2 separate regions of the Homo sapiens genome follow, and region 1 is linked to region 2. A link is an interaction called in ENCODE POLR2A ChIA-PET data of the cell type or tissue named here. Cell type or tissue: OCI-LY7. All regions are shown on one strand. Region 1 has its middle 7.5 kb from the start of LAMTOR4. Region 2 overlaps STAG3 (STAG3 cohesin complex component).

Region 1 (5,000 bases), 52 kb after region 2:
ATCTCAGCACTTTGGGAGGCCGAGGCAGGCGGATCACGAGGTCAGGTGTTAAAGACCAGCCTGGCCAACACTTTGAAACCCCGTCTCTACTAAAAATATAAAAATTAGCCAGGCGTGGTGGCATGTGCCTGTAATCCCAGCTACTCAGGTGGCTGAGGCAGGAGAATCGCTTGAATCCGGGAGGTGGAGGTTGCAGTGAATGGAGATCACACCACTGCACTCCAGCCTGGACAACAGAATGTGACTCCTTCTCAAAGAATAGACAAATAAATAAATAAATAAAAAGATAACTTTATTGGTGACTAGGGTTGTGTCAAAAGAACTCAAAGGCCAACTTGAAGAGGCTTCCACTGGACAAAAAAAAAAAAAGAATATTTTGAAATCAATCAGGACAATAACTGCAGTGAATTGAAACATAACAAACATGCCTAAATCCACAAACTTATTTTTAAATTTTTGTTTGTTATTGTTTGTTACAGAGATGAGGTCTCGCTATGTTGCCCAGGCTGCTCTTGAACTCCTGGTCTCAAGTGATCTGTGCCTCAGCCTTGCACAGTGCTGGAATTTCAGGTGTGAGCTGCACTGCCCGGCCACTGAGATCTTAAAATTGGACTTTCATTTCCTTCAACATAGTAAGTGTTACAATCTGTGTCTGATAATTCCAACATCTGGAGTCCTTGTGTGTCTGTGTGTGTCCATGTTTCTGTAGTCTGTTGTTTCTATTGTTCTGGCTGCCCTGCTTTATTACCTGCTTTGTGATATTTGATTGTTTTCTGGACATTTTATTTGAAAAAATACTTTTATGTATACCGTTAAGACCTAAGGCACTATTATCTTACTCTGAACAGTTTCCACTATTAGATATCTAAGGTATTTAACAGTTCAGACACATGGTTTGAAGTTCTGTGGCCACACAGAAAAATTCCTGGGAGTACAGTCTACCCCAACAAACAGAGTAAAATTCTTCAGTTTTCAACCCAGTACAGGGACTGTTACATAGCATCTTCCATTTGGTGAACGTTAAGCTCCAACTCCCATTGTGCTAATGCATGAAAGCCACCAAAAATACATCTCTGCCTTTCAGTGAATGCCCATGGATTAGAGTCTCAACAAACAGCAGAAGATGCTTCTCTAAAGTTTACCTTCCCAGTTGCTGAAGGACTTTCACCCATGTTCACTCTATCTCTCTTGTTTTTTGGACACGGGGTCTCACCTTGTTACCCAGGCTGGAGTGCAGTGTCGCAATCTCAGCTCAATGCAGCCTTGACCTCCCAGGTTCAAGCGATCCTCCTGCCTCAGCCCCCCAAGTAGCTGGGACTACAGGTGCATGCCACCACACCTGGCTGTTTTTTTTTTTTTTTTTTTTTAAAGAGATGGGGTCTTACTATTTTGCCCAGGCTGGTGTAAAACTCCTGGGCTCATGTGATCTTCCCACCTTGGCCTACCACCTGCTGGGATTACAGGCATGAGCCACTGTACCCGGCCCACTCTACTCTTGAGAATGGCAAAAGCCAAGCTTTATGTCTCTGCTGTCTTTACTCACAAATATCCCTGGTTTAGAATCACCCCTAAGCCATCTATTTGAGCTCCAGTCCTTTTCCCTGTTCTCTCCTGATAATTCTTCAGTGTCATACAAGGTCTTTGATGCATTTTAAATATTTTTATTTTATTTTATTTTTTGAGACAGAGTTTCTCTGTGTCACCCAGGCTGGAGTGCAGTGGCACAATCTCGGCTCACTGCAACCTCCACCTCCTGGGTTGAAACGATTCTCCTACCTCAGCCTCCCAAGTAGCTGAGATTGCAGGTGTGCACCAGCATGCCTGGTGAATTTTTGTATTTTTAGTACACATGGAGTTTTGCCATGTTGGCCAGGCTGGTCTCGAACTCCTGACCTCAGGTGATCCACCCGCCTTGGCCTCCCAAAGTGCTGGGATTACAGGTGTGAGCCACTGTGCCCAGCCATAAATATTTTTATTTTAAATCTTTTTTCAGTTGTCTTTATTGGGGGTAGTCAGGCCAAAAGCCACAGTTCATTTGCAGATTGTTCTTTTTTTTCACGCTTAGTAAACAGCATAGACCAACCACACCTTCCTTTATTGGGAAATCTTATCTCATCTTGGCTTTCATAATATCACTTCCTTCAATGCACACGTGAGCAACTTGAAAATGAGGTCCACATGGGATCCATTTTGCTGGTGAGGGTGGTATTAGAGGCACCTGGCCCTCAATAGTGGTGGTAGTTTGCGAGGCTAGACTCCTGGCACAGAAAGGCATGCATCCTTGGTGCAGTGTGAATGACAGCAGGAGTCTCTCCTACCCCAATGAGTAGGGCTGCAGCACTGGGGGTCTGAGCATGATTTTAGGACATAGTTCTTGGAAGATCAGCATTCAAGTTTTCATCTCCATTCTCCTAATACTTATGTGGGCTGCCCAGGATCCTTTTATTAATTCCCTTTATCTGTAATCAGCCAGAATTAGCTTCAGTTTCTTGAGAGGAAAAGCAATGACTAATCAGAGTGTGTGATTGTGCTGCCCCAGTAACTGGCAGCTTCAGTTTCATATGGTGACTGTCATGATTAGAAGTGAGCTATGGGGCAGACACGGTGGCTCACATCTGTAATCTCACCACTTTGGGAGACCAAGGTGGGTGTATCACCTGAGGTCAGGAGTTTGAGACCAGCCTGATCAACATGGAGAAATCCATCTCTACTAAAAATACAAAATTAGCCGGGCGTGGTGGCGCATGCCTGTAATCCCGGCTACTCGGGAGGCTGAGGCAGGAAGGAGAATCACTTGAACCCAGGAGGTGGAGGTTGCGGTGAGCCGAGATTGCGCCATCGTATTCCACCCTGGGCAACAAGAGCGAAACTCCCTCTCAAAAACAAACAAACAACAAAAAAAATGAGCCTGTGAGGGCTGGGCGAAGTGGCTTATGCCTATAATCCCAGCACTCTGGGAGGCCAAGGCGGGCCAGATCACCTGAGGTCAGAAGTTTGAGACCAGCCTGGCCAACATAGAGAAACCCCGTCTCTACTAAAAATACAAAAATTAGTTGGGTGTGGTGGTACGTGCCTATAATCCCAGCTACTCGGGAGGCTGAGGCAGGAGAATTGTTTAAACCCGGGAGGCGGAGGTTGCAGCAAGCTGAGATCACACCATTGCACTCCATAACAAGGCTCTATCTCAAAAAAAAAAAAAAAAAAGTGACCTATGAGGCTCTTTTCCAACTGGAACCATGGAGGGTGTTGAAAAGAAGAAGGTTCCTGCTGTGCCAGAAACCCTTAAGAAAAAGCGAAGGAATTTTGCAGAGCTGAAGATCAAGCACCTGAGAAATAAGTTTGCCTAAAGATGCTTCAAGAGGCCAGGAGGAAGCTTAGGTAGGAAAAAGCGAAGCACTATCACAAGGACTATAGGCGAATGGACAGAACTGAAATTCAAATGGCTAAGATGACAAGAAAAGCTAGCAACTTCTGTGTACCTGCAGAACACAAATTGGCATTGGTCATCAGGATCAGCAGTATCAATGGTGTGAGCCCAAAGGTCCGAAAGGTGTTGCAGCTTCTTCATCTTCCTCAAATCTTCAATGGAACCTTTGTGAAGCTCTACAAGGCTTCAATTAATATGCTGATGCCAGCCACGGTGCTTCACGCTGGTAATCTCAGCATTTTGGGAAGCTGAGGCAGTACGATCACTTGAGGTCAGGAGTTGGAGACCAGCCTGGTCAACATGGTGAAACCTCGTCTCTACTAAAAATAATTAAAAAACAAAAAAATTAGCCGCACATGGTGGTGTGTGCCTGTAGCCTCAGCTACTTGGGAGGCTGAGGCAGGAGAATCGCTTGAGCTCGGGAGGCAGAGGTTGCAGTGAGCCAAGATCGCGCCACTGCGCTCCACCCTAGGTGACAGAGCAAGACTCCATCTCAAACAAACAAACAAAAAACATGCTGAGGATTGTGGAACCATATATTGCATGGGGATACCCAAATCTGAAGTCAGTAATTGAACTAATCTACAAGTGTGGTTATGGCAAAATCAATAAGAAGTGAATTGCTTTGACAGATAACACTTGATTGCTTGATCTCTTGGTAAACATGGCATCACCTACATGGAGGATCTGATTCATAAGATCTATACTGTTGGAAAATGCTTCAAAGAAGCAAATAACTTCCCATGCTCCTTTCAATTATCCTCTCCACGAGGTAGAATGAAGAAAAAGACCACCCATTTTGTAGAAGGTGGAGATACTGGCAACAGAGAGGACCAGATCAACAGACTTATTAGATGAACTAAGGTGTCTACCATGATTATTGTTCTAATGTTTTCAGTTAATAAACAGTAACTGCTCTCAAATTGAGAAAAAAAAAAAAAAAGTCCATGCGCGGTGGCTCACACCTGTAATCCCAGCAGTTTGGGAGGCCAAGGCAGGTGAGTCACGAGGTCAGAAGATCGAGACCATCCTGGCTAACATGGTGAAACCCCGTCTCTGCTAAAAATACAAAAAAAAAAAAAAAATTAGCTGGGCGTGGTGGCGGGTGCCTGTAATCCCAGCTACTCAGGAGGCTGAATCAGGAGGATCGCTTGAACCCAGGAGGTGGAGCTTGCAGTGAGCCAAGATCGCACCACTGCACTCCAGCCTGGGCGACAGAGCGAGACTCCATCTTAAAAAAAAAAAAAAAGAAGTGAGAATACACAGGAAAGGTATGTGACTCAGCCTTTGGGGTTGTGGGAAGAATTCCACAAAAAGGAGATATCTTGGCCAGGCACAGTAGCTCACGCCTGTAATCCCAGCACTTTGGGAGGCCGAGGCAGGTGGATCACCTGAGGTCAGGAGTTCGAGACCAGCCTGGTCAACATGGCGAAACCTCGTCTCTACTAAAAATACAAAAATTAGCTGGGCGTGGTGGCACGTGCCTGTAATCTCAGCTACTGGGGGGGCTGAGGCAGGAGGATTGCTTGAACCTGGGAGGCGGAGGTTGCAGTGAGCCGAGATTGTGCCATTG
Region 2 (5,000 bases):
ACAGCAGGCTGGGCCAGGAGAAGGCTCACCAGGCAGCAGGCATCCCTCAGAAAAGCCCCGCCTTTCTATTCTCTGCTCTTATCCTCAAGTCTCCAACCCCAGAAAGATGAGGAGTTGGGGCAGATCTGGGGCAAAGCCAGAGCAGGAAAATACTCAGCAATGCTTTATTCTCTTATTTTCTCCCAGAAGCACTTACAAGATCCTTTGTAGGTGGTGATAAACTAAACCTCACCAATTTGAAACATTTGTTGTCAAGAATTTTTGCTCCAGCTGCATTAATTCTGGGACTAACCAAATAACTAAGGGTTGGAGGGGGGAAAACCTTATTCACTTCCTCAGATTCCATAACCAAAGGCCAGCTGCTTCAATGAGAGAGGCCCATTAGCTCACCTGTACCGATGAACAAAGACACCCCTGAAGAGGGCATTCATCATCCCCTCAATCTCCTCTTGATGCTCTTGGAGCTGGAGGACAGGGAGAAACGGGTTAATCTTTCTTGTACCCTAACAAGCATAAGGCCCTGAAGATACAGAAAAACTACAACTTCCACCTACTTCCTGTTTATTATAGGATAGTGTGAACCCCCGTAATCCTATGCTCTCTTTTAAACCTTCTAATTCTGGAAGAAGCTGTATAGTCAACTAATGCCTCAGAGGTTTGTGTTTAGTAAAAATAATAACCCCTCTGCATGTGGTTATTCGGACTATTCAGAAGCCCTAGCTGGCATTATACAGGTGTATCTCGCTTTATTGCACTTTATTGATTTGCAGACATTGTGGATTTTTTTTAAACAAACTAAAGGTGTGTGACAACCCTGCATTGAGCATACCTATCAGTGCCATTTTTCTAATAGTATATCCTCACTTTGTGTCCCTGTGGCACATTTTGGTAATTCTCACAATATTTCAAACCTTTTCATTATGGTATCTGTTATGGTTATCTGTGATCAGTAATCTTTAATGTTACATATTTTTTTATGAGACAGGGTCTCACTCTGGCACCCAGGCTGGAGTACAGTGGTGTGACCATGGCTCACGGCAGCCTCCACCTCCTGGACTCGAGCAATCCTCCTGCCTCAGCCTCCCAACTAGCTGGGAGTCCAGATGCATGCTGCCACACCCAGCTAGTTAAAAAAAATTTTTTTTTTTGTAGAGACGGGCTCTCCCTATGTTTGCCCAGGCTGGTCTTGAACTCCTGGGCTCAAGCGATCCTTCCACCTCACTCTCCCAAAGTGCTGGGATTACAGGCATGGGCCATCACACCCAGCCTAATGTTACTACTGTAACTGTTTTGGGGTACCACAAACCGTGCCCATATAAGATGGCAAACTTAACAATGTCTGTGTTCTGACTACTCTACCAACAAGAGTTTCTCTGTCTCTCTCTCTCTCCTCAGGCCTCCCTATTCATTCCTTGAGACACAAAAATATTGTAATTAGGTCAATTAATAACCCTTTTAAGTGTCCAAATGAAAGGAAGAGTCACATGTTTCTCACTTTAAATCAAAAGCTAGAAATGATTAAGCTTAGAGGCCAGGTGCAGTGGCTCACACCTATAATCCCAGCACTTTGGGTGGCCAAGGTGGGCAAATCACTTGAGGTCAGTTCGAGACCAGCCTGACCAACATGGCGAAACCCCGTCTCTACTAAAAACAGAAAATTAGCTGGGTGCGGTGGCGGGCACCTATAACCCCACCTACTCAGGAGGCTGAGGCAGGAGAATCACTTGAACCCAGGAGATGGAGGTTGTGGTGAGCCAAGATCACGCCATCGCACTCTAGCCTGGGCAACAAAGTGAGACTCCGTCTGAAAAAGAAAAAAAAAAAAAAAAAAAAGAAATGATTAAGCTTAGTTGAAAACCAAGACAGGCCAATCGATAGCTAGGCCTCTTGTGCCAAACAGCCAAGTTATGAATGCAAAAGAAAAATTCTTGAAAGAAATTAAAAATGCTACTCCAGTGAACACACAAAGGGTAAGAAAGTTAAACAGTCTTATTGCTGATACAGAGACAGTTTTAGTAGTCCGAACAGAAGATCAAACCAGCCACAACATTCCCTTTGGCCAAAGCCCAATCCAGATCAATGTCCTAGCTGTTTTCCATTCTATGAAGGCTGAGCAAAGTAAGGAAGCCACAGAAGAAAAGTTTGAAGCTAGAAGTTAGTTCGTGAGGTTTAAGGAAAGAAGCCCTCTCCATAACATAAAAGTACACGGTGAAGCAGCAAATACTGATAGAGAAGCAACAAGTTATCAAGAAAATCTAGCTAAGATCACTGATGAAGGTGGCTACACTAAACAATGAATTTTCAATGTGGACTAAACTGCCTTATAATTGGAAAACGCCTTATATTGGAAAATCTAGGATTTTCGCAGCTATTGAGGAGAAGTCAATGCCTGGCTTCAAAGCTTCAACGGACAGCCTGACTCCTCGTTAGGGGCTAATGCAGTTGCTGACTTTAAGTTGAAGCCAATACTCATTTACCATTTTAAAAATCCTAAGGCCCTTAAGAATTATGCTAAATCTACTCTTCCTATGCTCTATAAATGAAACAACAAAGCCTAACTGATATCACATCTGTTCACAGTATGGTTTCCTGAATATTTTAAGCACATGGGTGAGGCCTACTGCTCAGAAAAAAAGATTCCTTTCAAAATATTACCGCTCAATGACAATGCACCTGGTCACCCAAGAGCTCTGGTGAAGATGTACAAGGAGATCCATGTTGCTTTTTTCATGCCCACTAACACAACATCCATTTTGCAGCCCATGAAACAAGGAGTAATTTCAACTTCAAGTCTTATTATTTCAGAAATACATTTCATAAGGCTATAGCTGCCACAGTGATTCCTCTGATGATTTGGGCAAAGTCCATTTAAAACCTCCTGGGGTTAGGCATGGTGGCTCATGCCTACTATCCCAACTTTTTGGGAGGCTGAGGTGGGAGGACTGATTAAGCCCAGGAGTTCAAGACTAGCCTGGGCAACACAGTGAGACCCTGTCTCTACAGAAACAAAACAAAAACTAGCCAGATGTGGTATGCAATCTGTAGTACCAGATACTTGGAAGGATAAGGCAGGAACATCACTTGAGCACAGGAGGTTGGGGCTGCAGTGAGCCATGACTGCACCAGTACATTCCGGTCTAGGCAACAGAGCGAGACCCTGTCTTCAAAACAAAAAACAAAACCAGAAAAACTCAACCCCCCGTCCGGGAAGGATTCACCATTTTATCTTATTTTATTTTATTTATTTTTGAGATGGAGTCTTGCTCCATAGCACAGGCTAGAGTGTGGTGGCGCAATCTTGGCTCACTGCAACCTCTGCCTCCTGGGTTCAAGCAATTCTCCTGCTTCAGCCTCCCAAGTAGCTGGGATTACAAGCAGCACCACCACACCTAGCTAATTTTTGTATTTTTAGTAGAGATGGGTTTTTGCCATGTTGGCCAGGCTGGTTTCAAACTCCTCACCTCACGTAGTCCACCTGCCTCAGCCTCCCAAAGTGCTGGGATTACAGGTGTGAGCCACTGTGCCTGGCCGGGATTCACCATTTTAAATGCCATAAAGAACATTTGTGGTTCATGGGAAGAGGTCAAAATATCAACATTAACAAGAGTTAAGTTGATTCTAACCCTCACGGATGACTTTGAGAGGTTTAAGACTTCAGTAGAGGAAGTAAACTACACGTGCAGTGGAAATAGCAAGAGAACTAGAAGTAGAGACTGAAGATGTGGCTGAATTGCTGCAATTTCATGACCTTGAACAAATAAGGAATTGCTTCTTATGAATGAGCAAGGAAAGTGGTTTCCTGAAATGGAATCTATTCCTGGTGAAGAGGTTGTGAATACTGTTGAAATGACAACAAATGATTCAGACTATTACCTAAATTTAGCTGATAAAGCAGCACCAGGGCTTGAGAGAATTGACTCTTGTTTTGAAAGAATTTCTACTGTGGGTAAAATGTCATCAAACAGCATTTCATGTTACAGAGAAATTTTTTGTAAAAGGAAGAGTCAGTAGATGCAGCAAACTTCACTGTTGTCTTATTTCAAGAAATTGCTACAGCCACCCTAACCTTCAGCAACCACTACCCTGATCAGTCAGCAGCCATCAACATGGAGGCAAGACCCTCCACCAACAAAAAGATTTAACTCGCTAAAGGTTCAGATTGTCATTAGCATTTTTTAGCAATAAAATATTTCTAAATTAAGGTACATACACTGCTTTTTAGACAATAGTCTTGCACACTTAACAGACTACAGTGTAAACACAACTTTCATATGCACTGAGAATTAAAAATTTTGATTTTTTGATTGTGTGACTCACTGTACTTCAATATTCACTTTATTATGGTGGTCTGGAATTGAATCTGCAATATCTTTGAGGTATGATGCCCGTATATGTTTCTAACAATTTGGAAAACAAATTTTTAGTAAGTTGCAGTTTAATAGAAGTGGAACTAGCAAAAATGAGAAGAAAGGAATTAGATCAGTGGTTCTCAACTGAGGCTAATTTTGTTCCCCAGGGGAGATTTAGCAGTGTCTAAAGATTTTTTTGGCTGCCACAACTTGCTGGGGGAGCAGGGTACTACTGGTATCTATCTAGTAGATAAAGGCCAGAGATCTGCTAAACATCCTACCATGGCAGGACAGCCCCGCAACGTCCATAGTGCCATTATTGAAAAATCCTGGATCACATGAACAATAGACACCAAGGAAACAGAATTATAAGGAGAAAGGGAACATCCTTTAAGACAACAGGCCCCACCTCTTCAATTATGTAAGAACAACATATCATTTTCGACAGGACATACTTAAGTCTTTAGGGCTGAAGTACCTATATGTCCATATTTTACACTAAAATAGCAAAAATAGGTAAAGCAAATATGTAAAATATTTGGGAAAGGGAGACTGAGAAAAGGCTACTGGCTTTAGGAATTAGGAAGTCATTGGTTTAGAAAGAACAGTTTCAAAGAAAATGGGGAAATAAGCTAGGTAGCAAAAAGGATT

The links. Peaks named below come from ENCODE experiments on the same cell type or tissue, not always from the same donor. Only the 100,000 strongest peaks of a DNase experiment are listed, where the experiment ranks them.
Region 1: POLR2A ChIA-PET joins it to region 2 with 17 read pairs; 22 of 35 experiments call an interaction of 5 or more read pairs at or near these places.

The regions. Positions count from the first base shown.
Region 1 is chr7:100,138,919-100,143,918 of GRCh38, reverse strand. It overlaps the pseudogene RPL7P60. Among named protein-coding and RNA genes, the nearest start is that of LAMTOR4, 7.5 kb to the left of the region's middle. In OCI-LY7, no CTCF peak of the experiment used is centred here; no DNase peak of the experiment used is centred here.
Region 2 is chr7:100,190,773-100,195,772 of GRCh38, reverse strand. STAG3 (STAG3 cohesin complex component) reads right to left here. Exons shown (of 34, transcript NM_001282717.2): 9 at 391-464. Among named protein-coding and RNA genes, the nearest start is that of STAG3, 15 kb to the right of the region's middle. In OCI-LY7, no CTCF peak of the experiment used is centred here; DNase peaks (open chromatin) are centred at 362, 2,622, 3,112, 3,672 and 1 weaker place; H3K4me3 peaks cover 3,506 bases; H3K27ac peaks cover 5,000 bases.